Regions from separate parts of the Mus musculus genome. Here region 2 is linked to region 1. Evidence: chromatin loops called from intact Hi-C (ENCODE). Cell type or tissue: left cerebral cortex. All regions are shown on one strand. Links, peaks and the distances in the headings refer to the core of each region. The heading gives the core; the rest is flanking DNA.

What was found. Peaks named below come from ENCODE experiments on the same cell type or tissue, not always from the same donor. Only the 100,000 strongest peaks of a DNase experiment are listed, where the experiment ranks them.
Region 2: a loop joins it to region 1, with 2.5 times the contacts of the local background. A loop is called at or near these places in 12 of 42 quality-filtered maps.

Annotation. Positions count from the first base shown.
Region 1 is chr11:111,437,772-111,453,760 of GRCm38, reverse strand. No RefSeq gene overlaps it. Among named protein-coding and RNA genes, the nearest start is that of Gm30158, 67 kb to the left of the region's middle. In left cerebral cortex, for the core only: a CTCF peak has its summit at 7,777 (motif pointing right); DNase peaks (open chromatin) are centred at 7,784 and 8,836.
Region 2 is chr11:110,555,308-110,571,296 of GRCm38, reverse strand. No RefSeq gene overlaps it. Among named protein-coding and RNA genes, the nearest start is that of Gm46300, 12 kb to the right of the region's middle. In left cerebral cortex, for the core only: no CTCF peak of the experiment used is centred there; DNase peaks (open chromatin) are centred at 7,183, 7,958 and 8,343; H3K4me3 peaks cover 876 bases; H3K27ac peaks cover 392 bases.

The sequences.
Region 1 (15,989 bases), core at 3,516-11,515:
TCCTTAGTTTCAGTGGGCAGAGTATTCTCTGCAGGCAAGCTCTCTTCTTGCAGGGCAGGTACCCAGATATCTGGTGTTCGAACCAGACTCCTGGCAGAAGTTGTGTTCCACTCACTAGAGGTCTTAGGATCCCGTGGGGAATCCTGTGTGGGCCCTTCCGGGTGTCAGGCGACTCCGCTGGCAAGGTAGCCCGGGGCTCGAGTAGAGTGGAAGGGGTTTGTGCCCCAGATCAGGCCTGGGTAGCCTGCTTCCCTATGTACCGCAGTCTCAGGTTCCACGTGATTGGGTTTGGGCAGGCGCTGTGTTCCACTCACCAGAGGTCTTAGGATCCCGTGGGGAGTCCTGTGTAGGCCCTTGCGGGTGTTGGGCGAGACTCTGCTGGCAAGGAAGCCCGGGGCTCGAGTGGAGCGGAAGGGGCTTGTCTTTAGACAATTCTTAATCTTTTCCTAGTAAGTGTTTCCAAACTTCGTTTCTTCATACTTAAAGCTGAAGTTTTCACTCATTGCTCATTAAGGCTATCTTCTATGTTGATTATTACAAAGTATCAAATAGGATTGATCGAAATTCACAAAATCTGAGTTCAATTTTCAGGAGCCAATCTAAAGAGAAGAAAAGAAGAGAGAAGAAGAGAAGAGAAGAGAAGAGAAGAGAAGAGAAGAGAAGAGAGGGAAGGAGAAAGGGAGGGAGAGAGGGAGGCAGGGAGGGAGAGAAAGAGAGAGACAAAGAGAAAGAGGAAGAGGAAAAGAGAGAGAGAGAGAGAGAGAGAGAGAGAGAGAGAGAGAGAGAGAGAGAGAGAGAGATGATGTGTGTGCTTGTAATACCAGTGCTTAGTAGGAGAACACAGAAAGATTTGGAACTTGCTGACCAGGTCACCTAGCCTATTTAATGAATGAGTTAATGAATTCTGGGGCAATGGGAGACCCTGTCTCAATAATGAAAATGACAAATCCTGAGGAATTGCAACCACAGTTTACCTCTGGTTCCCATAGGCTTGCACCCTCACTAGCAGGTATCATTCCCACCCCCTTCCCTTCAAGTGCTCTCTTCTTTCTGCACTTCATCTAATACTCATTGACTCTCCTTCTATAGTCACACACACACACTCACACACACACACACACACACACACACACACACACACACACTCACACACTCACACATACTTGCTTATATTTTGCACTTGTTGGATTAATTTACTGTTGCTCACATGCACACATATTTGTATACATGGAATTTTCATACAGTTAGGATCGGATAGTCTGTCAGGTTAACACACAGATTTCATGCCTGGAGAAAACCAAGCATCCCTTACATATTACATTTGCTTAGTTATACTGATTCCTTCCTTTTACTATTTTTTTTTTCATACATAGCTCATGGCCCTTTCTCTTCTCATGGCAGGTGGGTTAGCTTTTGCTGTTCTATGACTTAAGACCACATATGTAACTCTACCAGCTGGCCTTCTTGGTTCTGGTCTTTATGTCTGTCAAACATTCCCTTTCAAGTTACACTTTAACTAATTTTAAATTTCAAAGTAAAATCCACCAAGATTTTGCGATATACGGTCAATTTTAGCACACAGTCTGTTCAATACTTGAGGACCATGAAGATCATCTTTCAACACCCCCCCCCCAAGCATGTATCTCATTTACAAGGTCCCAATTCCTTCTCTAATATTTTTAGATTTGATTTTCTTTGCTACTTGAAGACACTAAAATAGCCATTCAGGCAATGCTTTGTCACTGGAAATACTTTTTAAAATTGCCACCAGTTGTTACTCTGTAATTTTTGCCACTGACATGCCTTCTATTTATATGCCTGGCATAGACTGACCTGAATCGTGTATTCCTCTGAAAAGATTACAAATAAAACGTTACCTTTTCTGATCAAGAGCCTTCTCTGGCATGGAGCTTTCATCAATATTGACATTTAACAAATCCAGAAGTCTTTATTTTTATAAGATCTATAAAACAGGATTGGTTGTTTATTTCATTAATAGTCATATTGCAGGCTCAAAACTCAAGGAATATTTCAGTCCATAAAGTATTTTTGCCTGCATTCCAATAGCTGTAGTGTGTCTAATTCTTGTTATCTGCTCTGGGTAAAATGCCTCTTCCATTCTTTAAGATAGAATACTCCTATATAATAGAAATTACATCTCACAAAATGGAAGAATGAGACTAATGGGCTTGCCTCTATCATTAAAGACCATTCAGCCCACATCTTAAGCTGCAGATTTAAAGATAGGTTTGAGTCCACAAAACCTATGTATTTAGAAAAATAGCTGTATTTTTTTTTACACCGAAATTCAAAATCATAAAATATAGCCTTTCCATAGTCTCTGGATTATATATTTCTGTGATGCAGGTTCTTAACACTTCACCAATGGCTCACCACTCTACTGCAAAGAACTAGTAACCTTCACAATTCTCAAGACTAAATAGGAGGACAGATGGTGCTTTCAAGCTTAAAGTTCAGCTGCCCATCCCATAGCAACTGCATTGCTTTAAATGATTAGGGAACCCTGGAAGCCAGGAAATGTTTATTGTTTTGGAAAGAGGGTGGGCCAGGATGGGATTTCACTTTCACTTTTTCCTGGAGGAAAATATTCCTCTGCAGATTTGCTGTGACATATCGGAGGCACAGTCTGCATTTGCCAACTGTCAAGACATCCGATGGTTAAGGCAACTGGGTAAGATAGCAATAAAATCAGCTGACTCCCAGCCAAGCAAATGCCAAGTGTAGTTTGTTTTAAGAGTGCTGGAAGGCATGGCCAGAAGCCAGCTGCATAGAGTATGGACAGGGGCTGCTGAAAGGGCATGGAGCAAAGACTACAGCTTGTGAAATTCCAGAGACAAGACTGATACATCAGCAGTGATGGAAAGAGGGGTTGGGATGTCTCAGGGATGACTTATTCTCTGTGCCAAATGAACTATTCTTTCATTTATAGATCAAAGTCATTATGTATATTAGGGACTGCAGAGTATGAAGAAGATTTATTTTAGGTTTTTAACATGTTTTTAATTAGGAAAGTCACCATTCACACCATCTACTGATGGCTGGCTTGGCTCTGTCAGTGCACAATACAAACCACATCTGAAGACAAGGAAAAAATAAGTGTTCTCTCGTGTAGCTGGCTTTCTCATTCTCTGTAAAATGAAGTTGCTGTATCCTTTAAATGGCATTCCATATCTCGTCATGTCCAAGTAGTGCTGGTTAAAAGTGTTGGGATAATTCAGAAATTCTAAATGTTTCTTGCCCAGATACTCAAAGCCTTTTCTTAACCAAAGAAAAGAGAAGGCTATGTGGTTAATGTACTTTCATAGGGTGGTTTGACTTGACCCATGCATGCATGTAATCCCCCACAATATTGTATTTCATTGACAAATTAAACTATTTAGCTTGGGGGCAGTGGCTATAACCAAAGCACAGTACACAGAGCTTGGTGCATTTACAAATGAGATTCAAGAAAGTCCTTAAATTTCTTGGTAGGTGAAGAATTCCATTGCCAATGTTGGTGAGTTTTTAAAATGGAAAGCTAGCACTAAAGAAGCAAGTCTACCTATGTATAGCAAAAGTGCCCTGAGTATTGAGTATCTCTTCTAAGGGGGTTCTCTACTAAATCTCCTTTCTCCAAAGTGAATTTTACAGTCTGAAATCTGAGCATTTTTGAAGATGCACTGCATGGCTCATTTGGTACATTTTTACACATTAAGGACTTATTTCTGTGTCAGAGATACCATAATCTACATACTCACTGGAATGGCTTCATGTCAGCCAAACTTCTGTTCCCTGAGCCTGTTTCAAGAACACCATTTCAACATATAGATAAAGTTCAGAAATAAAGAGTTGCCTAGATAACATTATATTAATATTATATTTATGAAGCAGATAGAAGATCAGTGATCTTTTCAGTTCAAATGTCAAGGACATCTCATCTCCAGTCATGAAACCAAAGCAAACAGCAATGATATCATGGTGCCTTGGAGGAAACTCTACTTATTGATGGTGGCTTTGTGCAAAGGACATAGATTTGTTTCCCTTGATATTTTCCTGTACAGTTGACCTGATGGTCATAGAGAAAAACAGATCAGCAGTGCAGGTACCGGGGCTTTCAACTTGTTAAAGGCACCTCTTAGAAACCAGTACTCTTGGATATGTCATGCAGAGACAACACTACCTAGAGGTCCATCTGCAGACACCAAACCCCACACTATTGCTGATGCTAAGAAGCACTTGCTGACAGGAGCCTGATATGGCTGTTCCCTGAGAGGTTCTACCAGCACCTGACCAATATAGATGCAGATACTTACAACTATTGGACTGAGCCCATAGACCCCAATTAGGGGAAGGAATGAAAGAATTGGTCAAATGCATAATTCTGGTTACTGTGAATGGGAGCACACCATCACTGGTTAAAGTTGAGCCATACAAGTTTATTAACAATTATAAATGAGAGGCTGGAGATCCAGCTCAGAGATTACAAGCACAGACCTCTGCTCATACCATGTCAGCTCACAGCCACTCATAACTCTAATTCCAGGCTATTTGATGCCCAGTTCCTGACTCACCAGGGAGCAGGCATACAAATGGTATGCACATGCATGCAGACAAAATTCTGTGGATGTAAACACAGTAGTTATAATAAATTAGCTTGAGTGTGTGTATCAGTGCTCATGTATAATACAACTGATGTTGAAAAATAGATACCAGGACAGATGGATACTCAGCAAAACAACAAAGGAATTAACATGATTTGCCTCTTCATACAACATGTCATTGAGAATAACATAGAAAGGACTTATTAATAATTTTATGTACTTGTACATAAAATGAGATGGGGAAAGGAGAAGATAATTTTTGATTACTTAGGAAAATGAAATCAGACTTGGCAAGGGTCTGAAACTTTTCAATCAAAATTTGATGCTTAAAGTGCTAACAATTATATACAAGCCTGGTGAGTCTTTTGTATTATTTCTTTGAGAAATTTATTCCCTGTACTACAAGCAAAGAGTTCAATTAGAAATTATTTATTCTAACTTGAGTATCTGTCAGGGCCTATGTTGAGTTAAATGTGAAAAAGAATACCAAATATATCTATCTTCAACTAAACCCAGTGTATCTCTAAGTGTTTCTCCTTCCCTCCTCTTTCTTGTCATTTCTCTAACCTCTCCCAAGTTTGCACCTTTCATCCATTTTTTGCCCCCTTTCCTTCATTTATTCTTCCTTTGTGATACAGAAATATGAGTGCCCAGGAAAATACATATTGGAATATGAGGAATTGAAGATACTTCATGGTGATTGTTTTCGTTTGATTCTTTCTTTGTTGATTTTATTTTTGAGAATTTCATGTATGGGTACCATATGGCTACTCAGTAATGTGTAAGAGTCTCCCCAGGGATAGCACAGACCATGAACACCCAACATGGACCTTGGGCATCACCGCAGCCTGTAGCATGGATCATGGATACCAGCATGGTCTCCAGGAGTAGCACAGACCATGGAGGGCTTTTGCATAGGCCCAGTCCAGGAAATGAACCATCTTCCATCTTGGACATCACTCTATTGCTCAAAGCCAGGGCAATTGTGCAGCTGCACTGGCAGCACATTCAGGGGCAAACCATGCTCCAGTGTATATATGGACAACACAAATTAGTCAATGTGTTCATTTCTCCTCCTCCTCTTCCTCCTCTTCCTCCTCCTCCTCCTCCTCCTCCTCCTCCTCTTCCTTCTTCACTTTCAGGGAGGGTACAAAGGTAAGATAGTGGAGCTGAGAGGACTGGGAAGTGAATGTTATTGGTGTGCATTATGTAAAATTTCCAAATAGTTGATAAAAAAGTAAATAAAATACCACATGCGCATGCACACAACACACACACACACACACACACACACACACACACACACACACACACACACACACGAGTTTCCAACGTGACACTGGTTTTGAGATACTGAAGGGGTTATGGAGAGAAGCTGAGGCTTGGCGTCATGAGAGTCCATTGGTGAAGGAGAAGCCTCCGATGCAGTGGAAACCCTAGGATTGAAGGGGTCATGGAGAGAAGTTGAAGCTTGGCAAAATGTGCCAATTTTGGTGTTCCTAAAGAGTAGCCAGAAGATTATTGGTATAGGTAAAATTTGTGAATACTCCAGCATATTGAAAATGCCAAGTCTATGGAATGACTGTGAAGGATAGCAGCAGCTATGATGTAGAGATAGCCCAGGCCTATCCAATGAGCTATGTGTGCCATGAATTGCCGGGCTTGAGAGGGGTGCTGCCAAAGCCTGTTGGAGCCCAGAAGATTCAGAGTGAATAGTAAATGTCGGATGTTGAGCTTCAGGGTTTGGTCCACACTGTTGAAGCTTGGTTTCATATGTGGCCTGTTTTTTTTTTTTTCCTTTTTGAAATACAAAATATATAATCTAAGTTTTATTTTATGGGTTAAATAAAATAAATAGTTAGGTGACTTTGGGGCCTTCCAGAAACTGGATGTATTAAATATATTTAAGTATTTATATATTTTTATAAATATATTTAAATATATATGTATATTACATAGTCTGAATGAACTTTTAAAGAGTGTGAGACTTTTAAAACTACTGTTTTATATTGTGCTGTTGATATTAATATGTGATCATGGTGATAAACTACAAAAAAAGCAAGTTTATAGTTTAATAGCAATATACCAGTCTGCCAAGTTAACGAGAAGTCAAACGTCTTAATCAGATATTTGTTAACATGATATATGATGGAGCTAACTAAGTATAGGAACTTCAATTGCAACAATACCTCCATCAGATTGGCTGTAGGCGAATCTGTAGGGTATTTTCTTAATCAGTAATTGGTATGGGAGGACCCAGCTCACTGTGGGTGATGTCACTTCTGGGCAGGTAGTCCTGGGTGGTATAAGAAAAGCAGATGAATCCATGGGGAGCATGTCAGTAAAAAGCACGCCTCCATGCTCTCTGCCTCAGTTCCTACCTCTAGGTTCTTGCCTTGACTTCTTCCCAATGCTTTCCTCTGTGATGGGCTGTAAACTGTAAGATCAAGTTAATCCCCAGGCCCCACAGTTGCTTTCACTCAACGTCTAATCACAGCAATAGAAAGAAAGCTAAGATAGTACCATAGGAAACATGTGTTGTTTTCATGCACAGTTGAATCAGAGGTTAACCGTGTGCAACCTAAAACCTAGCTAAGACCTTCAATGAAGTGTCTCTTTGTTCCTGCATTCTTCTTTGCAGGTGGGTGTCATTCACCAACTGGCACTTGACATAATTTAATGATAGCTTCGCATGATAATGGCTAGTCTCCTTTTCTGTCTCCCAGACACAACAAAATGCAAAGCAGACAAGTCGGTTAGGGCCTGGCCAGGTATCATTCAGTGCACTACTGTATAACCACCCCTTTGCAGTCTTTGCATGGTTCAGACATTCTCTCCAAAATTCCCCTTCAAGTCACAGCAAGCTTTTCAAGCAAAATACTGAGAGAGAATGTAACACTGCGCAGTCCTCTTCAGTCAAGCCAGAATGTCTGGGATCTCTGAATATTATGTTTACAAAAGCAGCGTGGGCAACTTCCTGGCCCTGGTGGAGAAAACTTGCAGACAGTTGACTTCCCAGAAGTCTGCAAACGGACAAAATGCTTTTATTTCTTATTCAAAGGCTGTAGCTTTTAATTAAAGGTTACACCAACTGGGACCCCAGTATTTGAGTATTTGTTATGCTGTGATTTCTCCATCCAGTGCGTTGCTTAACTTTTTAATGTAATAACCACCAGAGGGCGAAAGAGATCACATTTCAAAGGACTTAAAGGCCTGTTTCAGCCAGTAACCCAATCAATGATGGTAAATAGTCCCACTGGATGGAAAACCCAAGGCTGAGCACACAGCCTGTCTGCATCAGCTTCCATGCTAAACACAGCATGTTAAACGTGTTTAAGGCAGATTTATGTATAAAATCTAAGCAATCAATTTCAGCAAACTAATTCCCAAAGTACAAAATATTCAATAAGGTCTCCCCTGGCCATACTGCTTTAGATGCGACATCTAAGTGGAGAGATGTTACATACCTACATACGCAAGCATATTCTTTTGCTTTGCATGGGCCAGACTTCCACACCTTATCTTTATTAACAACACCTTCTTTCATTCTGAAATCACCTGGATACCCCATCTATATTCACAGATTATCTATGCTTTAGGTACACAGAGAGGACTCTGAAGGAACTATACTCAATATTTTCCTTTAGTTATCTTTCATTGGACAGCCTGATTCATAGCTAGACATACCCTACATAGCCACATCACTAGACATCACAGAGACTTCTCAATATGCTCAGTACCATCCTACCCCACCCACACACCTAATTCTAGTGACCTAACACATTCAACCATGGAAAGGCATTAAGTTGTACCTTGTCCTTGACAAAGAAGAATAAGATATAAGTCTTTGGAGGAGAAGGGTTCAGAGGTAGAAATTATCAAGGAAGTGATTTCACCGCCCTAGGCAAGGCAGGCTTTTCTTCTACCTTTGGCATAAAACTAAAGAGAAAAATTTCTTCCTTCAAAGGGGCATTTTAACAACTGAAGTGTTCCAGGAAGCCAGGATCCCATTGTTAGGGTAAGCTTTCCAATGACACGTCTGTTTAGGTAATGTCCAGGCTGCATTTTCATCCTCTGGAGATATCAGAATTGGAGTAAGTATTTTTAGCACTTGAGAGAGGAAGGAGAACGTGTTTGGGTCTGAGTTTGGTTTCACCATTTAGTTCGGAGTTGCATAACCAAGGAAAATTGCTCAACATCTTTAATCCTCCGGTTTCTGGGGGCTAGAGAAGTGGCTCAGTGCTTTTAAAACATTTGCTGATCTTGCAAGGGACCTGAGTTCAGTTCCTAGCACCTTCATTGAAAGGCTTACAAATGCCTTAAAAGTTCTCCTGAACATCTTCCTTCCAAGTCTATCACATACACTATCACTTTGGTTTCTAAGGGAAACATCAACTCTTCAGTTGTTAAAATTTCTCATCCAGTGTGAATAAACAACAAAAACCAACAGCGAGTAGGTAAATAGATAGCTGCCTTTGTCCAAGAACACATAGACAGACACAGACATACGAGCAAACACACAGACAGACAGACAGACATGCGCACAGACACACAGACACACTTTACAGTATACAGTGGCTATATTCGAGTGACTTGATTTTTGTCTGGTTTCCATTTAACTCCTGAGGGGGGAAAATGTCAACTCCACAGATGTCTTCAGACAGAAGATTTTAGAGCCCAGAGGACTGTGAAGTTTCACCTTATCATATATAGCACCTGGACCTACAGAGATTTTGCAAGAGACATTACTGTAATCCAGAAAGATCAAAGGCAAATGAGTCATTTGGACAGTCCAGTTTCAGATGGAGACTTCAGAATAACATTCAAAGATAAGCCATACAAATTTAAACCCCTGGGGATTGTTTATTTATTTGTGTGTTATTGTTATTTATTTGTGTGTGGGGAGGGGCACACATGTACATGGTGGCACGCATTCATGTAAAAGCTAGAGGTCAAGGTCAGATGTCTCTGTCACTCTTCACATTATGTTATGAGGCAAGACCTCTTGCTGAACTTGACCAGCTTGGCTGTCCAGTGAGCCCCTGAGGTTGTCCTGGCTCTGCCTGCCCATCAGTGAGGTTACATACAACACTTGTTGTTTCTCCTGGCTTTTCACATGGAGCTGGATATTCAAACTCAGCTCCCCATTCTTACACGCCAAGTACTACCCTGACACAGTGCCTCACACCAGTCATTTTTTCAAAAAGGAAAATAAAAGTTAATTTTCATTGTTTCTTCTTCTTTAACATGCATCCTTTACATCCTTGTCTGTAGGTGGATGGTAACCATCCACAAGATTTAGGCTCTTTTAAATCCCAGAATGTTTGCTTATGCTCCATGCTTAGATTGTACATTGGATGACAAAACTGTTTCCTTCTGTTGGATATGTTTCAAGAACTGGACAGAGCAATTTTGCTTACTTTCAGTTAGCTAGGACTAATTACAGCCCTGTATCCAACTAGGAGGAAACTATTCTTTGTCTTTAAGAAAGAGGAGGTGCTAGTGGTGGAAGCCCATGTTCCCTAGAATTGTGAGATCTGATATTTGGTCTATGAATGAGCTAATTTCTCTTCAGTGTTACACAATGTTGAGTAGGAAAGTTAAACTTAGTGTTTGTATCATTGCCCTTTAATGTTTGAGTTAGCATGTGCTGCTAACTTCAGATAGAGGATATTTACCAGGTGGTAATGATCCTTGAAATATAATTCCTTTTGCTTAAAATACCGAAAGTAAATAACACAGAAAGCACAGTGAAAAGGGATAAACTACAAATACACACACACACACACACACACACACACACACACACACGACACTACTTAAGGGGCACAATGACCAGGACGTGTGCCCTATTTGTGATAATGTGACAGAGGAGAGGTAAGAGAGGAGGGTGGTCAAGATTAACATATGGAGGAAGCCAATTAACATAAAGCCGCTCCCCATAAGAGTTATATTTAAGGAAGCTAGACATAAGTATAGGAGGAGGTGGGTGCTATTAAAATGACTAATAAAAACTCTCACTCTCATGGCCAAATGCCTTTTGAGGTCCTAAACTTACCTAGCTCTCTCTAGCCTGTTTCCATTCTCTCTCTCTTTCTCTCTCTCTTTCTCTCTCTCTCTCTGTCTCTCTCTCTCTCTCACCTCTCTCATTGTCTCCGATCTGATTTCTTTGCCCAGAACACATTCTGCCAAACTGTAGACTTTATTTGGATGCAGAGAAAATGATTTGGTTACTAAGAAGGGGCAGGAAGTTCAAATGGAGAAAATGACAGGACCAGAAGCACAGATGTGAAGCAATGGACACAGAGCTCTGCTCCTGCATTGGACCAGGTAGCAGTGAATGTCCTGTGCAGGGACAGAGACTTCCATTCTCCAACAAGTACCTGTTGCATACATCTTCATAAATCATGCAAGGATTTGTGCTCACTCAGGCATTCAGGTCCCTCTGGTGAAGAAGATGAATTTATTAATCACCTAAGTGCACAAGAAGACCTCTAATATTTTAACCAGCAATATCCTGTGCCTGCTTTTATGGAAATGTCCTCCTTTGCAGTGATCTCCCAAAAACCTTTCAAGGGCAGCAATCTGAAGAAGAGGAAGCCCAGTCCCCTCCATGCCTTTGCCTGACACTTTGGCAGATCAAAGATGTCATCTTACAAAAGAGAACTTTTCAAGATGTGGTCAGGAGACTGGTTTTACAGAGGAAGCAAACAGAAATAAATCCCACAGTCACAGACAAGAATGGTCTGCTGCTCCTCAGTTCTCTTCTTGCTCATGTTGCCAAATCTGGAGGCACCAAACCCCAGGGAATGTAAAGAACAGTCTCTCTCTCTCTCTCCCTCTCTCTCTCTCTCCCCCCCCCTCTCTCTCTCTCTGTTACTCCATGATTCTTTACATTTGAACTGCAATCCCAACTTCATGTTATTTTCTGAAGTCATTGAAATGGCATCCCTATATGTGGATAAATCTCATTTGAAATTTGTTGGTCACTAGACTCTGAGCTAGGAGACCAAATTTCACTTCATGAAATTTGGTGTCACCTTTTTGTCCTGTTTGAATCTCTCTCATATGTATTTGTGAAATTCTCATAAAAACTAATCACTCTATTTCCTTGACAGATCATATTTTGTGAAAGACAAAACAAATCCAAACAACCAACCAAAAAACCTTCTGCATTATTTATACTCAAAGAGACAAACAAAAATGTCCATTTCAAGAAATCATAGTTCACAGTCCCTTTTCTCCACTGTGGATTAAATGGCAAGCAGAACATTTCACAGGTGATACTGATTTACCACCTGCTATTTTGATTGGCAGGGACTGGAATCCATATCCACTTAATTTACTGGTTTATGGAATAGGTTCATTAAGAAATGAGAATGAGTCTTATTATTGCTGTTAGAAATAAGCGGCATGGTCCCAAACAAATCACACCATGCAACAGATCTCACATGGAAGGTTTATTAGGAGGGTGTCAGAGGTAGCCTCTGGGAGAGGGAGGAGGAAAAGAGAGAGGGAGGACCAGTCTTTTATCTAGGCGATGATGCGTGTGCCAAGGGACATAGCAAGAATATAACATGCATAAATCTTCTAAGTGATAAATATATTCTTTCATGAGCTGGGTCAAGATAATTCCCTTTCTCACTGAATTGTCACACAATCCAAAGTACAGCTTTCTGTTTGAGGATAAAAAAGAATAGTGTGTTATTCTCCATCATGTTTAAGTTTTGTTGCATGTAAAGCAGTCTGAAGTCTTTAAGCAAAAGAATTGAATTAACAACTCATTTCAAACACAATAGGTATGTTATACTGGAATTTCATGGCATCTCCTCTTTAAAATTAACAAACAAGCAAGCAAACAGAAACTATAAGAAGTGTTTCTGAACTCAAAAATTATCAAGCTCTATAGTAGAGCTTCAGGAATGTATATTAAATTTGCAAGTTATCTTGCACTATTCTTTTTTATTCAATACACTAGACTTGTACATTTTCCTGTACAGTTCATAAAAGACACTCTCTACATCTGACATTTTAAATAGATTTTTTAAAGTTATTTTACACATTGGATTGAGGGAGTGGAACTAAAGAAATAATTCCTGCAAAGACAGGAGGGAAGGAAGGAAGGAAGGAAGGAAGGAAGGAAGGAAGGAAGGAAGGAAGGAAGGAAGGAAGAAAAAGGAAGAAAGGCAGACAGATAGATACACCCAAGCATGGGGATGTCTTTGACCTAACTATACACCTTTTCAGTTCACTGACAAGTTGAACTTGGAATGGGCTAACAGTAACTCAGATGGTGACCAAGGGGGCATTCTAGGGCAGAAGGCAAATGCACCTGTGATGGCCACCGCTGTGGAGAGGAAATAAATATTCCGACTTGTCCAAAGTGCTGACGCTCTGGCTTCTGTTTGGAGTGGTCTCCATGTTCTCCTAACTTCACTTAATTGTTGTGAAGTCAGGCTGTTAGACTGACCCTCACTTCCCAGGAAATGAGGGCTCTGGTAAGGTCAGCAGGGGAGGAGGCTTCTGGGTATAATGTGGGTCAATGGCATTGGCAGCCAAGTCCTCAAGAGAGGAAAATCTAGACTAGGGTGGCTTTTTGACTTAGCATTATCTGTCTTGAGAAAATTTTCTCTGACACTTTCTTGATGAGGCAAATTGCCAAGCCAATAGAAATGTTTGCCACAGACTATTCCAAATCAACTGTGATGTGGCCTGTCAGCACCAATATATAAGCTCACCCCCTCCCCAATTTTCTTTTGTTTAACAAAAAATGCCACAAAATTCAAATATACTTTCATGATATTCAACTTGACTTAAACTTTCCCCCAAGGTTTTAGGTTAGGTGAGACATACTGAGAAGTTAGACTGATTCATTGAGTCTACAATAGTGAATGGACCTTGTGACTGAGGCTGACACACACAGGCATACTGAGAATTCTGTTCTGAGCATTTTTCTCTGACTTTGAACATCAATTTGCTGAGGTATTTTAAGCACCAGATTGCTTTGCAAATATTTATTTGAGATGTGCCTAGAACTGAGAAGTTGTTTCCCAAGCCAGGAAGAATCGTACGGGCACATTTATTGAGTTTTAGTGTATTGGCTTCTCATCAACCCCCCAAGAGGCAGATAAAAATAAGTGCAAATAAACTATTGGCAAAGTGTGAAGTTTAGCTCACAAATGCGGTGTTTTCTTCCACTGAATATGAAACATTCATGAGTATGCATTGCACATATCAGCTCAGAGAGTCAATACAAAGTTTTCTGGGGCTGAGTTTAATGCTTGTTGACATGACTGTGCGGTAGAAGCAAATGATGTTTCATGCAGAGTTTGGGTAGAAAGGACCTTAGGGAATCTTATACACATTGATCTTCAGTATCTGGATATAGTTTTGATGGTGAGTAACCAAGCATCAGGGTCTGATCATTGATTGATTGGGTGGCAGAAGGATTCCAGGATGGGTTTGAGTTCCAAACATCCTGATGCTTCATGCAAACATTAATGATTTTTTTAAAGGATTTGTGTTCTTCCCAGTGTACATGTGATCAGCTTGTCCAAACCTATGTTCTACCATGGAGTAGTGATGTTTCAGTGTCAATAGTGACAAAAGTGTGTGTGTGTGTTGTTCATGTGTCTGTGTGCATCATTTGTCAGTCTTTGTTTTCTTTCCTCGTTTTCATGTTTTTCTGTGTTTTCACATATTTGTGTTCATGCTCTATCATTTTTTGCTTTTTTTCCCCCCTTGAAACAGCATCACTCAGAGAATCTAGACTCATGCTGGTGGCCAGCATGCCCCAGTCATTCTCCTACCTCTGTCTGCTACAGTCTGTGGTTGTAGGCAAAGTGCCTTTATTCACTGAGCCATGCCTCTCACCCCCCTCCAAATAAAAACCCACAAAAGTTTTAGCTTGTTACTTCGTGACCATATCAAGTTTCCTTGTCTTGAGTAATACTTTTGATAATAAAGAAAATAAATTCAAGAAAAAGAAATCCCCACATCCGTGAATGTGTTCAAAGTGAAAGGGATACAGTAGACATGTCAGACTCTTGGGATAATCATAAGATGATGATAGAATAATCATAATAATTACTTCCCTAGATATGTTAGTTAGTCATTATTACTGTGATATAACACTGGGATTAAGGTAAATTGTAAAAGGAAGAGTTTGTTTATTTGAGCTTAAGGCTCTGGGAGAATAAGAGTGAGAACTTATTGTGAACTCTGAGCATGAAGTAGGAGATTGGTGGGCCCAGACAGAGTGGGACCTTGTGTTCTGCAAGCTTGCTTGCCTACTGATGCAATCTCACAGCTGACATCCAGGTTCCTGGCTCTTTCCATGTTTACAACCCCTCTTCCATAATATCCTTAATTCTTAGGTGCAAGAATTGCCTTATAGATGTATCAGTTGGGGCTAGGTGCCCATGGTCAGTTGGTCTGTCCGGTACAAAATGAAGATTCTTTGATGAAGGGATATATTTATATTTATGTGTGGGTATCAGGTGAATCATTTTGAATGCAGTTAGCAACTATACTGGTCTGGGAAAGGGGCCATAGTTGGTCCTCCTCTAAGATTCATGACCTCACTAGCCATCTGTAGTTGGCTAGGTTTACAGTAACAGGCAAAGTTTCCCTTCTGTTGAGTGGGGCTCTTGTCCAATTAGAAAACAATTGGTTAAGGACAAGATATAAGTGCTACTATGTACCTTTTGGGATGTCTTGGTATGCTGGCCGTTGTTGTGATTCATTGGCATCATGGTTGGATGGCTGGGTAGGACTTACTGATGACTTTCTTCCCACAGAAGCTTGTGCATCATTTTCTGATGCTATGGCACTATGAAAGCTAGTTTTTTGGGAAGAGGATTTTGTGTCTGTTACATTTTCAAATCCTGAGTCTTATGTCCAAAGTGCATGGTGTCTTCGGCAATAGTGACTTACCTTCAATTTCTGGGAAGCAACCAAAGCAGTAAAAATTGCCTGTATTTTGAGACTCCCTTGAACTCTCCTCACCAACAACTCAAAATGAGGTTTCTCATATCTGGTACAGGGGTTTTGTTAGATAATCTATAGATCCTGGGGGTGGATACTATTATTCCAAATGGCCCAATTTCACTTAAACTCCTCACCACAGTGGGCTAGATTCCAGGGTGTGAGGACTGAGCTGGGCCTCTAAAGAGGATGTGGAGTGAAAGACATGAAGTTGATAAGGTCTGGCTTGAATTTATTGTGATTTTTTTTCTGGTTATTTCAAGTGAAATGTTGATGGATACAGAAGTCACTACAGATTTCTACCATCAAAACCATATTTTAATTTTTAAAATATCTTTTAAAATATCTTTCTTTCTCTTTTAAAAATTGCTGATACAATCTAAGTTCAATGCTGGCATAGAG
Region 2 (15,989 bases), core at 3,544-11,543, 880 kb after region 1:
TCCAGTGATGGCCGACTAGGCCATCTTTTGATACATATGCAGCTAGAGTCAAGAGCTCCGGGATACTGGTTAGTTCATAATGTTGTTCCACCTATAGGGTTGCAGATCCCTTTAGCTCCTTGGGTACTTTCTCTAGCTCCTCCATTGGGAGCCCTGTGATCCATCCAATAGCTGACTGTGAGCATCCACTTCTGTGTTTGCTAGGCCCTGGCCTAGTCTCACAAGAGACAGCTCTATATCTGGGTCCTTTCAGCAAAATCTTGCTAGTGTATGCAATGGTGTCAGTGTTTGGAAGCTGATTATGGGGTGGATCCCTGGATATGGCAGTCTCTAGATGGTCCATCCTTTTGTCACAGCTCCAAACTTTGTCTCTGTAACTCCTTCCATAGGTGTTTTGTTCCCAATTCTAAGAAGGGGCACAGTGTCCACACTTCGGTCTTTATTCTTCTAGAGTTTCATGCGTTTAGCAAATTGTATCTTATATCTTGGGTATCCTAAGTTTTGGGCTAATATCCACTTATCAGTGAGTGCATATTGTGTGAGTTTGATGTTTGCTTTATTGAGTGTTGGCCACAAAGCATGGAAACAAAGATACTGGTGTTGTATTACCATCTAATGTTAATCATTTTCCATTTGACCATTGGTTATCAGTAACTTCCTGTACCTAACTTATACATTGAATTTATCTATTATAGGGATGTATAGGTAGAAAAATAGCATATATAGCATTCAGCACTACTCACAGATTCGGGCATGCATTGTGGATATTAGAATGCAACCCTGTAGATAAAGGAGACCTCTCTCATGCAAATATTGATTTGCCACTAATTCTCTCCATATACATACCTTCCCATGATTTTCCTTCCATCCTAAAAGCCCAAACTCCCTTCCATTTATCCAGTCACTTCTCCATAGCATATAGACCTTTGTTAAAATAAGTCATAAGCCCCTAAGTCTAAATTCTCTGATTTTTTTTCACTTCCTTTCTGTGTATCCTTGATGAATGTAAAAAAAAAAAAATTAACATTACATAAAACGTGTTTGATGTTCCTCTGTTAGTCTACCTTTTGCCAGTTTAATTAAGTTTGGCCACAAAATATGAGCCCAGCTGTGAGGTTAAAGACCAAACCAGGGTCTAAGATTAAGAAACGGTGGGTTCTAGTCCAGAGAGACAAACAGGTATCCAGGGTGGTATATTGGCAGGCAATGAGTGGGCCACAGAAGCAGCAGCAGACTCCAGGAGCTGTCAGGCATCCTCTCTACCGTTCAGGCCTTGGTATGTAGATCATCCATCAAGTGACAGGCAACTGTGGGGCCATGCTTCCATAGTGTTTGGGGTCAGTCACTTATGGTGCTGAAGTGAGCGAGTTACACCCTTTCCTTCGTCTGATAAGTTCTTGGGCTTTGTTTCACTGATATGATTTCAGTACATCCATGTGCCCCTAAAGTCTCAATTTACTCCCAATAAATGTATAGGGCCACTCTCTTCTACTCCCAGGAATAAGTCATTTATCAGTCTGTGTTGGATGGGTGGTACTCAACAGATAAAATAGTTTCTAGCTCTACCCGGAAGCTACAAAATTCAGTCAAAAGCTGCTTGTGAAATAGAGACTCCCAGGGCCATGCACAGCCTGAGAAAACACAGTTTTTATACAATATGGAGTGACATGAAGTAGTGTATACCCTGATTTAACATCCTTTAATCTCTTATTCAAAATAAGCATCTTCTTTAAGCAGTTTCTGTTATGTACACTGTCACAGCAAGTATGTACACTGTCACAGCAAGTAGGAAAGTCACGAACCCACTGGGCCAGGATAACTCTTCATTGGGAACAACTGACGGAGTCCATAGTTAGATACATTTGAAAGTCAATGCGCATTTGAAATATATAAATAAAATTAACACAAAATAAAAGAGACAGAAAACAGAAAATGTGTATTTTCTAGAATATCTTTTCATTTAAGTTGGGAAAATACAAATATATCTCATTTTCCTATGATTCATTAATGCTGTGAATTAAAAAAAAAAATGTAACCCACCAGTACTGTTCACAGCATCCAAGGCAGGCCCCAGTAGCACAGCCAACTTCTCAGCCTAGTTGGGTGACTCTGCCTAACTCTAACCAACTCACGTCACTCACAGCCTCCAGTCTAGTGAATCCACCTGATTGTTGCCTGTCCAAGCCATATATAAACACTAAACCCACCCAGGTCATATATATTGTGTCCTGGTCCATTCTGGTAAGTCCTCCTGGAGTCTATCCCATCTGCACCATATCTAGTCTCTGGTCCTAGTCCACATTGCACATCTATGCACTAACCAAGTCCAGCGAGTCCCTAAACCTCGTTCACACTCACTGTCCCAATCCTCTGGCCTAACCTTCTCGTCCAGCTTGTACACTGGCCCAGACAGATGAGTATCTAAGATCCTGACCCACCCAGGCCATCATCTTTATACTAACCAGCATGGCTGGAGTGGCACAGCTTACACAGCAGCCCAAGCAGACCAAGACAGTTGTCTTATTTGTGTGCTCTTTAACTCACCACCAAACCAGATCGTCCCTGTTCTTCCGATGAAGAGTCGACATGGAGTATCTGAAGAATTCATGTACCAGTTCCTCGTACCTGATCTGAAATCAACCAAACTTGGGCAACAACAAAAACAAAACCAACCTTTGGCTCCGCAGATGCAGCCTAGAACCTCATATCAGGGACACAAGCAATAAAAAAGTCTACGTGTGCAGGTCACATCACAAAAACACAAATAATAGGAAAAGCCAACATAGTGCTTCTACCCCTGGATCCTGAATTGTTCTCCAGAGGAAGTCACATATTTGAACACCAGAAGATGAAAATTTTTTTTAATAAAAATCATAAAATTTGTCAAGGAATTCAAGGGTTTAAAGAATGCATTAAAAAAAAAAAACAACTTAGTCAACTTAAGGAGTGACAAATGTCTGAGTGATGGCCAAGACAACACAGACATGTATACAAATTAAATGATAAAAATAATTCAGGGTTTGAAAACTGGATTCAATTTTTAAAAAAAAGGATATTGACGAGAACTTAAACTGAAGTGAAGATAAAACCCAAATATTAAAAACCTCAATACCCAAAGAGGAAACTCAGGGTTCGACCTTTGAAGTAGAAGAGATTAAAGAGAAGATGGGATATCAGAACGGAAAGGCAAAGTGGAGATATTAGAGCACTCAAGGAAACATATGAAAAACACACAAAAGAAATATGCAGGGCCTGTGGGTTGCCAGGAAAAGAGCAAGTCTTCATACTATAGGCAAAGAAGAGAAGTCAATGACATAGACCAGATCTTCAATGGGACTGTAGAAGAACATCCCCCATAACACACACACAGACACACACAGACACACACACACACACACACACACACACACATACACACACATACACACACACACACACACACACACAAACACACATACACACACACACACACACACACACACACACACACACAATCTAACCAAAAAACCCTCATAGATGCAAGAAGCACACGGAACACCAAATAGACAGGACCAGAAAAGAAACTCTTTTGTGTCCTCTTAGCGCTAAAACACTAAACATAAAGAACAAAGAAAGAATATCGAAAACTGCAAGGGAAAAGGCACACGTCGCATCGGAAGGAAGACCCGTCAGCGTGACATCTGCTTTCTCAAGGAAAACTCTGAAGAGTCAGGAGCAATGAACTTCAATCTCTAAGAGACCACAGATTCTACCTAATCAGCTGTGCCCAGTAGTGCCATAGTAGACAGAGAAAGAAAACTTTCCATGACACTAAGAGCCTAAAAGAATCCGTGCCCTGGAGGGAATCAGCCAATCGCAACAATACACACCCTTAATCCCCGAACTTGGAAGACAGAGGCAGGCAGATCTTTGTGAGTTCATGATCAACCAGGGCTTCAGAGTAAAATCGTGTCCCTAAAGCCAAATAGCCCTTCACCCCGGTGTTCAATGCATGTCCCGTAGGCAGCTGACAGTAAAGAAGGGAGTCCACTGAAAACCCTCCTATTTTCTCACACACACATTGGTATTATTCAATAAGGATTATTTTTTTAAAAGAAGCTTATGTTTTTTTAATCCGAGTAATACTGTGCCATTATGCACATCAGGACACCATCCAAAATACATCTGATGCAACATTTTAAGTTCTTCTTAGTCCCTAAATTCTTTTAAAGATTTATTTTATTTTTACTTATGAGTACACAGTAGCTGTCTTCAGACACACCCCAGAAGAGTGCATCAGACCCTATTACAGATGGTTGTGAGCTATCATGTGGTTGCTGGGAATTGAACTCAGGACCTCTGGAAGAGCAGTCAGTGCTCTTAACCACTGAGCCATCTCTCCAGCCCTAAATTCTTAATAAGGATCTTTAAGACTCTTATTTTTCACCCCACATTTCATCTAACTGTACACTTAGGTGTGCCTGGTAAAGAAACACATGGGCAACTAATGAATGTCATTAACCCATGAAGTGTTTTGTGCTCTCTGCTGCATAACTGTATCCAGTTATCCAACCCTGGAAGGGGCAGAGGAGTCAAACCCAAAATATCTAAGATGCGCTCTCTGACTCCATCTGATGAGATATTAAATGCAAATCCAAGGACGAGTAGTACAAAGCGGGAAAATAAACCAGCAGTTTCAAAGGCAGTGCAAGCCCAGGGTAGCCTGACACTGGGACACCACGGTAGCCTGACACAGGGATACCAGGGTAGCCTGACACAGGGAAACCAGGATATGATGCAGCAGCCACAACAAGGAAAGCGGGAAACTGTGATTCAGCTACGAACTCCTCACCCTGGGAATCCAACTCTGGGGAGTAAGTCCTGTCCAAGATAATGACGGTGGTATAAAAATATATTGACACAATAGTCATTCATTGAAGTGGAGTGTTTTTTCATCTTGTTTTCTGGTCTGCTGGCTAAACAGGAAGTTTTTTGCAGGATGCTCCAATATCCTTTGTTCAGAGTAACAACTTTAGCACTTTGCCTTTCTTCTCTCCCACGATAATGCTTCATGCTTCCGCTGCCGGGTCCTGGATGCGGCCACAGATTTCCTGCAGGCATCTAAGGTTCCTTAACTCTTTGTGAGGATACAGTCTAGTCCACAGGAAAGCCACAAGAGGCCTTCTGTAGATAGAATGGACATACTAGTGTGTGCCTTGGGGGAAGTCAGACTTGGCAAGTTAACAAGCCATCAGTGTCAATGTCTGGGACGCTCACTGGAAGTTGGTACTTAAGGTTGCTTCAGCTCATAAGGAGACGCATGTTCCATTGTCATGGCCGTTAATTATGAAAGGAAACTCTTTCTCTGGGCCTTTCCTTGACATTGGGAAAGCATTCCCTGGGCTACATGCTACCGTGTGATCGAAAGCTGATGTTGATCTAAATGTGATTAATCAGTCCAATGAGAGTTGGTCATACTGTATCAGCAACCAGTCTTGGGGTAAAGAGACCCTGGCTTGAATTCCCAGCACCTACACTGCTATTGTTCATGAAATCACACTGTTCTTTGAGCTGTTTCTTTCTTCCGCATTAAAATAGGGAGAATAATTGCATTTTACTGCATCTTGCAGAATTACCAATAACTATGGCAACAGACTATGATGTCCGGTTAGATCTGTGGGATCACACAGGCCAATAGCTCCAACAGCAACCGTGATTCATTTCTGTAGCTTAAAACTTATATAAGGTTTGTTCCCCCCAGTACATTAAGGAGTCAATATTTGTAAAGCACTCTGCATGGCACCTGTTAAAATTTAACTGATCATATTTTTATTAGTATTTATCATTTTTAATATGCAACTATTGACAATAAAGCATAGGAATTACTTGCTAACACTCCAGAGTGTATGATCCTATAGGGAAGAGAGTTTTTTTCCAGTCCTTTCCCCCTCTGGATTTGTCCCTAGAATAAAGCCTATTCATAGTATATAGTAAATAAATTGCTATATAAATGGATAAGTTAATATCAGGAGCTTGCTCTCTCCCCAAAACCCCCTGTCTTGTGAAATGAGAAATGTGTTGAGGTAGAAACTCTTCAAGTTAGTCCCATAGGCAGGTGCATTTTTAACATAGCAGGATAGACTTATCTCTTGCTGAGTGACTGAATAGTGTAGTCAATGATAGCATAAGGCTTTGGGAAGGAAATTCTGCTTGCACTGTGATTCTCCAACTAAAGAGACAATGACAGTCTTTTTTTAATTTTTATTAGATATTTTCTTCATTTACATTTCAAATGCTATCCCAAAAGTCACCTATACCCTCCCCACTCCCTGCTCCCCTACCCACTCACTCCCACTTCTTGGCCCTGGCGTTCCTCTGTACTGGGGCATGTAAAGTTTTCAAGACCAAGGGGCCTCTCTTCCCAATGATGGCCAACTAGGCCATCTTCTGCTACATATGCAGCTAGAGACACGAGCTCTGGGGGTACTGATTAGTTCATATTGTTGTTCCACCTATAGGGGTGCAGACCCCTTCAGCTCCTTGGGTACTTTCTCTAGGTCCTCCATTGGGGGCCCTGTGATCCATCCAATAGCTGACTGTGAGCATCCACTTCTGTATTTGCCAGGCACTGGCATAGCCTCACAAGAGATAGCTATATCAGGGTCCTTTCAGCAAAATCTTGAGGGCATATGCAATAGTGTCTGGGTTTGGTGGCTGATTATGGGATGGTTCCCCGAGTTGGGTAGCCTCTGGATGGTCCATCCTTTCGTCTTAGCTCCAAACGTTGTCTCTGTAACTCCTTCCATGGGTATTTTGTTCTCTATTCTACGGAGGAATGAAGTATCACAGTCTTAATATGTAAAATAAACACATGGATCATGATTTTTTTCATTTTCTAATAACACAATCATTAAAGAAGAGATTGGGCTTAATACAATATCTATCTAAAAGCAAGAAATAGAGAACTGGAAAAAAAATAGTTAAGTGGTTAAGAGCACTTGCTGCTCTTCCAGAGAAGACAAATTCAGTTCCTAGAACTCACAACAGATGGTTCACAATGGCCTATAACTCCAACTCCAGGAGACCCAACAACTGTCTCTAGATTCCTTGGGCACCCACATAGATGCGTGCATACACATAAATAAAAAAAAGTAACTTTTTAAAGTAAGAACAGTACAAATGGGCTGAATGTGTGAGCAGAAGTTGTAGCTCTCAGCATCCGTGGTTGGCGTCTGGTCCTGAGTCATTACATACTGACTGGAGGCACTGAGGAGAGCCCTCGCCTCACTCCACATACATTTCTGCTTTATTGGGTGAGCAGAACACACTGGCCGAGCAACCAATCACAGGGAACATGATGCCATACTTCCCTGTTACAAATAACATCCATTTCAGACGAAACGGTGTGGGAAAGACGAGATCAGCAGCGTGCCCTTTCTTCTTTTTCGCTTTGATCCATTTGCATCATTTCCTTGGAAATGTTGTCAGACTTGAGCTATTTAAATTTTTATTCATCTAAAAGCAAGTGCGGCGCTGTAACTACGATTATTGCTCATATTCGTGAACTTAAAAGATCGTCAACAACAATAACAATTTTTTTTTAAAAAAATCCTTTTTGATGATTTCCACCGGAAATCTTGAAACCCTGCTTCATGCCCTGACCTTCCTTCCTGCCTCAGTAAAGGTTCTCGTGAGACTCTTGGGAGAACAGACTCAACCCCACTCGGGAGGGAGCTGAGCTCTGGCTTCTGGAAAAAGGATGTTGTTTATATTTTAGTTCCTGTTTTCATCCTGGATGAAGTGCTGCTGCTGCTACCAGGTGCTTCTCCTTGTGTTATCAGCTTCTCCTCCAGACCTCAGCCTGCGGGAGGCAGCTTCCTGCAGCCTCCAGCGAAACTGGACGCTAAAAACAAGAGAGCGCCTGTCAAACGTGATCTTCGCAGCGTCACAGTTGCCAAGGTCAATCCTGTTGGTAAAACCATTTGAGTGATGGGGCCACGGACACAGAACAGTAGCAGAGCTACTGCGGAAGCGGGAATGGGAAAGAGAACGGAGCACAGGCATGGGCTAGGCACCAGCTATGGGAAGAGGGATTCCCAGTGATGGGTTGCAGAGACCAATTAAAATGACTTTTCTGAATGCAGTAAACAGAATACATTCCACATGGTGACTTCCAAATTGCTTTGTGCATATCTGATGGTCATGCTGTTCCCCGAAATAACATACTTAGCTACTCAGAGTAAATTGCTTTCGGTTCTTCTTCCAAAAGAAACTATCTTCACCTCTTCCAACAATTGCCAATGACTCAAAAAGACACAGGGGACCAATTTTGCTCCAAGATTCAATGGCAATTGGTTAGGTAATCAGAACATGGGGATGCTTAACTATGCACCTACGCCCCTGCTCAAAGCTTCTATGACACCCAGCCTAGAAAAAGATCCATCTCAGCTGGGTTCGCTCCCACACTGCGGGGAGATGAGCAAGTGGGCAAAGCTCACAGCGCTGGGAGTGGAGACAAACTGGAAGTCCCACTGAATTCCTGCTATAAGCTATACACTTTGATGCCTACTAACCAATAATAATAATAATAATAATAATAATAATAATAAAGAAGCTGCCTGCCTCATAGGCCGCATCCCTGAGGAAATGCATTTCCAAGGTTGTATCCTCTGAGTTATTAGTTATTGACGGTAAAGCAGACTTGACTTAGGAATTGGGAAAATATTGCCAGTTACACTTCCTCTAAGCCAGGCTTAGCTACTTCCCCCTCACTACTCATGAGTTCCTTCCTGCCCCAGGCGGTCAGCAGCAATGGCCTTGAAGTTCCCAAGGAGACTCAGACCCTCCCACCCCAGAAAGCTCACTGGACCCGCGAGCATATCTCAGTCATCATAGCATCGTGAAAAGTGTGAACATTATTTCCTCCCTTTTGGACAAACTAAAGGGGGAACACCAGGCAGACGGGTAATGAAGGGAAGCAATTTCCTAGAATTCTTTTTGAGAGTAGTTTTTATAGATTTCAGAAAATAGATTTTCAGAAAATAGATTTTTTCAGAAAACACAAATAATTGATTTTGAACAGAATTGGATTTCCTGGATTCATGTTAAAATCTTTCCAAAATCCCTAAGGGTGACAACTTTCCAGTCCTAGGGGGGGAAAAAGAAGAAGTTTCTAAATCAAATGGGAACTTGGACCCCTTCCTAATGAGCTGGAACAGAAGAGTTTCTAAAGAGGGAAATGCTTTGAATAAAGACCTTTCAGAATCTCAAACGTAATTGAGAAAAAAATAATTTATTAAAAGACAAGTCCTACTATTCCACATTTACAGATTTATTCTTTTTTTTTTTCTCTTTCTTCTTTTGGTTTTTCAAAACAGAGTTTCTCTGTGTAGCCCTGACTGTCCTGGAACTCACTCTGTAGACCAGGCTGGCCTCAAACTCAGAAATCCGCCTGCCTCTGCCTCCCGAGTGATGGGATTAAAGGAGTGTGCAACACTGCCCTGCACAGATTTATTCTTTTGACTCGGAACTGCATTCCAAAAATATTTGAGTGCCCAAAATCTATAGGCACAGTGTTAAACAGCAACTGTACATGCATGCATGCACTCAGACCCTACACATACAAATATGTACACGTATGCACATACACACATACCCTACACACCTATGCATGCACACGCACGCACACATAAGCACAAGCAGACAAAAGTTATCCTGAAGCTTTGAAACATCAAAACAACAATGTATAAGCCACAAAACAAAATTAAAAAGCCGTGACTTGGAAGAATGGGGTCAGGGGGGAGAGAGAGAGAGAGAAAGATCTAAAAACTGTAACTAATACTGGGAGATAGTCAAGGTCAAGTCAATAAAACCCTTCTCAGACAAGCATGGAGGTCTGAGTTTGATGCACTAGAACTCACACAAAATGTCAGGCTCAGCAGTAATCCCAGCTCTGGGGAAGTGGACTTAGGAGGGTCTTTGGGATTTTCTGGCCAGCCAGTCCAGCTAAGTCAGCAGCCCCAGGCTCAGTGAGAGACTCTGAAAATATTAAGTGGAGCATGACAATGAAGAGCAGCAGACTTTGACCTTTGGCCTCCAGGTGTAGAAACACACACACATACCTCCCCATCCATGAACATGTTCACATACTTACACAGACACACACACAACTGGAGCTGATACATGCAGGAAATAAGAGAGTCTTAAAATTCACTTTGGCACGCACCACAGTAATAATAGTTACAAAGGCGGATCCCACCTGGTGCTTAAGCTGCTGTGAAATTTTTTGCTGAGAAATGAAGGAATAATCACATGAACTCAGAGTGTTTTTTTCTGCATACCCTTATGAAGTACAGCAATTTTACAACATCCAATGCCACCCTAACCAAACAGATGACAACAAAAAAAACTGATAAACAAAGAGACAAGGTGTGTCTCTTGGTAGAGTACACACGCCTGCCTAAAATGCATCCAACCAGAGCACAGCCTGAATTGAAGTATGGCAGGTGAAGGAAATTACCCTCCCACGTATATCCGCTGTCAAGGAAATGGGCAATAGAGAGGACTGAAGAATTATTTTGTAGTGTAATAAAAGAGACATAAAAAGAGTACAATGTATGACACTGGGTAGGATGCCAACCTAGAATTTACTTTTCTCTTTTGCAATTGATGATATTATGAAAAAAAGATTAATGAAAACTTCTAAGATCTTTTTGATTCAATCAGGAACTGAAAAGTTTTTTTTCCCCTAGATCAGATAATAAATCTTCATATCTCTGCCCAAAAGTCTTGGTCAAAGCCAGTGAATTCTGTTATTATAAGAAAAGACAGCCATGTGGAACCTGTAAACAAATGCACATGGCTGTGTACTAATAAAACTTTATTTACAAACAAGCAAGAAGCAGTCATAGGCAGTCATAAACATACCATTGCTGTGATCCAATATTCATTTACAAGCACAGACCGCAAGCCACGTATATTTCCCAATATAAATGTTAATAGTAAATGAATGTTGACTTCCAAATTTGCTAACTGCAGTGCAATGTTTTAGAAAACAAAGCATTTTGGGATAATGGATGTTATATTTGCAACTTCCAAAGATTTCAGGAAAACATAAGATAAATGACAAACACATGTAAAATTCTAATATCCCCAAATGATTTTTCTGTTTTGTTTGTCTTTAAGTCTGAAAAATAAAATTACTCCCCACCCCCTCCAAAAAGGAGTTTACAAGTAAAAGGTAACAAATGTGAATGAGTTGTGGTACTTGCTCAAGACACGCCCACTATTAGCATAAATGACAGATTCAGAAGGTGAGCCAAACTGTTCACCTGGCAATTCGTTTATTAAGTGCTTCCATGGAGGTATAGCACCTGGGACTAGCCACACTTTGAAACACTAAGGAAATGGATTGTGGGGAAACCCATTTTCCTTGTCCATAAGGAACCCTGTGTGAGAAGTCAGGGTGACTGAAGTCACCAAACAAGAGTAACAGCTGAGGGAGAGAATGGATGGTGCTATCTCCTCTGGGTTAGCCACCTTACACAAACCAACTCAAGCAAAACTGACTTCTACACTCTCACAGGCAACACTTTTAAAGAATGCCCTAGAAGTGTGGTTTTCATATACGTTCCCTCACCACCAATCTTGTTCAAAGTGCATAGTTCCGCAGGAAAATTGCTTCCACGGCATCTCCTTCTCACTTGTGCCCTGTGAGCTGTCTGGGCCTTTCAAATTCCATAGGGATAAACACAAAAAGCCATTAAGTGTTAAAACCAAAGCTTTTCTAGGTGGGTAGATAGGCGATAGATAGATAGATAGATAGATAGATAGATAGATAGATAGATAGATGGATGGATGGATGGATGGATGGATGGATGGATGGATGGATAGATAGATTAGATAGATAGATAGATAGATAGATAGATAGATAGATAGATAGATAGATAGATAGATAGATAGATAGATAGATTAGATAGATTAGATAGATGATAGATAGATAGATAGATAGATAGATAGATAGATAGATAGATAGATAGATTAGATAGATAGATAGATAGATAGATAGATAGATAGATAGATAGATAGATAGATGATAGATAGATGATAGATAGGTAGATAGATAGAAGGTAAATAGATGGATGATAGATAGATAGATAGATAGATAGATAGATAGATAGATAGATAGATGATAGGTAGATAGATAGATGATAGATAGATAGATAGATAGATAGATAGATAGATAGATAGATAGATGACAGTTAGATAAATAGATAATAGATAGATAGGTGATAGATAATAGACAAATAGGCAGACAGACAACTGGGAGAAGAGTGGTTGTGTGAGACTTTTTAAGATGGTTTCCAAGGCATGGAACCATGACCAAAATTTGGATAATGATCATGGTATTTAAAGAACAGTTAACGAGTATTCACTTCACCTACACTTGGGTAAGGTCGCCCAAAGAAAGTCATGCATGGATGAATGCAGGAACCAAGGTCAACTCATGACAAATGTGGGCTTTTCTGATGGGGAAATCTGGCCAGTGTCCCTTCATTTTTTGAAACCAGAATTTTACTGTCATGGCTGCCAAGACTTCTTTTTCTCCTGTATACCAAGGTGGCCTCAGGCTCTTCACATCGCTGGAGATGACCATGGACTTCTGACCCTCCTCCATTTGCCTCCTGAGCTCTGGGATTTCAGTTGTACTACAATCAGGGATTACTGTGTGCTAAGCAAGGATTCTACTAACAGAGCTACAGCCTCAGCCCTTGCCCCATCCTCTGCAGCTCAGGATTCCAGAAAGAGCTGAGTGGTCCTCCTGGCTCATTTCCAGACAGACCTGAAGTCAACAAGGCTTACCAACTACATCCCAGTTCTCAGAACTAGCCAACGCATCCACCTAAATGTAAACAAAGCTAGGAAACTAAGATAAGGAAGTGTTAGTATTTCCTAAAGGGAAAATATCTGTTGTCATGAACTCTCTTCTAGCTTTTGTTAGTAAACCCTGCAGTCTTTGATCAAAATTACTATAATAGGGATAGAATTGGATATGAACTCAGGCTGCTGCATGACACCGCATGAGTCAGCTAGTTATTTAAGGCATTCACTCGCCTGTTCTAAACCTATGCAGGTCCTAATAATATGTCAATTAATTTTGTTATTAAATCTCTTAGTCCTGAAAGAGCATCCCAAAAAAAAAAAAAGTTTTGCGGCAGAAATGATGGCAAGAGTTGACTGTATTATTTTTGTTTATTTGGGAGATGGAGAGTAAACATTTGTTTATTCTTTTACTCACATTTTTAAGTTTTTGGAGAATTTTTACATATAAGTAGTATAATTTCATTATTTCAACCCTTCCCTCGCCTCTCTCTAACTGGTCCTGTGTTCCATTTTTCCAGTCAAACTCATTACCTCATCTCCTTCAAGTAAATGTATTTTTATATACTCCAAGTTAAGTATACTTATATACTTCTTCAAGCAAATATATACAATGTATATGTATATGTATATGTATATGTATATGTATATGTATATGTATATGTATACACGCCTATCACTGATAGAGTCCATTCAGTGTTTCGTGGATGCATTTGCATTTAGGGCTGACCACCTGAGATTGAATAACCTATCAGAGAGCTGCTCTCATCAGTCACTGCCTGTCTCTCTTCTTCTAGGGGTGTGGCCTTGTGAGAGTTTCCCCATCCACATTGGCCTGTCAGCTGGTGGTGTCACTGTATTAGTCTGGTTAGGCAGCCATATTGTTGAGAGTCCATGGGTGTGGCTCCCCACCCCCACCCCCCAACCCCGCCCCCATATGTAGAAAACACTATCTCACAGCAGGCATCATGGTCCTCTGGCTCTTAAAGTATTTCCACTTCCCTGACTCTTAAGTACAAGAATGATGCCGTAGATGTGTCTGTTGGCAGTGTGTACCCCACAGTCTCTTGTTCTCTGCATTTGACCAGTTGTGGATCTCTGTAATGGTCTCCATCTGCTGCAGCAATGTGAAGATTGCTTGATGATGTGTGAGAGATACACGGTAAGTACTTAGAATACAGTTTAAAATTATATGTTCTAGGAAAGTTACAGCCATGGATTTTCCTACAGCATCCATGACCTTACCAACCATGGGTAGTTAGCAATGCTTACAATCCCAGACATGAATTCTTAACTCCTGAGTGAACTGAACCTTAACTCCCATAAGATAACTATTAATTATTGTAAAAATTACTTAATCTCGACTGGGGGTTTCTACCCTGCCTTTAGACCATTCAAGTTCCCATACACAACCTCTATTTTTGCAATAAGCTTTAAACAATACAAAAGCCGGGCAGCTGTCTACCCTCTATACTGTAGAAACTACTTTCCTATTGATAATCTTGAGTTATTACTATGTTTCATCTGGGCTGTTCTTAACTCCATTTATTTACTTAAAAATACATAGACTGTGTGTATGTATGTGTGTGTATGCATGTGTGTGTGTGTGTGTGTGTATGCATGTGTGTGTGTGTGTGTGTGTGTGTGTTTAACGTTACGCCACTTGATGTGATAACACCTCTAAAGAGCCAAAGACTATCTAACACAGACCCCATACCCAGCATGGGAAACTTCCCTTTAAGTTGTTGATCAAGGTAATCCAAGAGACTCCCCCAACCAGGCTCTTGCCATTGCCCTTGGTTGCTTCCCAGAACCCAAAGGTAAGACGCTATTGCGGAAGACAGCACACACTTCAGACACAGAACTTGAGGGACTCAGACTGGAACTGACTTAGTTCCTCCAGGAGGACTAGCTACCCCAGCAGCCAATGGAGAAACACAGTCATCAGCCCTGCCAGCTACAAAGAAAGCCTCAACAATGGGCAATCCTGCTTTGTATTCTTCCTTGTAAGTGACTTTGGAAAAGTACTCAACACCAAGTAAACACAACACCCCTATCACAGTCACTGCGCTTTGAGAGAAAAACACGTCCTGGAGAAAGACTCTGATACATTTCTGACATTCCAAGGTGTGAAAGGAAGCAATCTGACGTCCGAAAGCCGGAAAAAAACAGTTTCGTGGCCCTGGCTGCTCCTACAGGCCGAGGTCATCAAGAACGTTATCAGAACTCCAAAATAAATAAAATCAAAATGCTATTTTAAATTATATCCTGTATCCCAAAGTTGCTAAGTGGCTCGTGAGGATATGCACTTTTTCTCGAGCTTGTTTGAAAGTCTTGGACGAGAGGTTTGTTGACCTCAGGTGAACACTAAAACTCCTCCAATAAATGGGCGTCATATTTGTGAAATTTTTGTTTCACAACAATTGTGAAATCTTGTTTACATAATAAATAAGAGACTATCAAGATATTGCAAAAAGAGTTATTTTTACAGAGCTTACTATTAGTACATTATCTTGTCAGATTATGGCCCACAAAGAATAGAGTCCTAAATTAGAGACACTGTCTACACACCAAAATGGCTTAGATGTGATTCAGTTACCATTTCTGGATAATCCAGGTCGATTTGGGGTTTTCTGATGAGGACAGCAAGGGCGAGCGCCTCTTCCATAGATAACCTGGCTCCCGGGCCAGTTCCCTCCCATCACTGTACACATAGACACCACTGAAGAGTGAGTCGGGATTCACAGTGAGAAAATAAACTTCCTTGGAAATTCACCTTCTTTGTGAAGAGATGTCGGCTAGAATGTCATCACTGGAGGGCATGAACACATGGAGGAAGATGGCTGCATGGTTGGGGCACAGGGCGCTCTTCATGGACTGTCTCAGCCTGTGCCCTTCCAGGTCCCCCATAAGCAACTGGAGATCTGAGCATGCTCATGAAATATGGGGCAGTTGTTACTGCCGCTTTTTAATACTGACTGACCTTTTTTTTTTTTCTTTAGCTAACAGTAGAGACAGCAGGAGGTCTCGCAAAAAGATTTTCTTCTAAAGGAGTGTCCAAGAAAAATCTCACTTCTCCGGGAATCTGTCTTTTCAATTCTACCCCCTGAAGAAATATTCATCTTGTCATA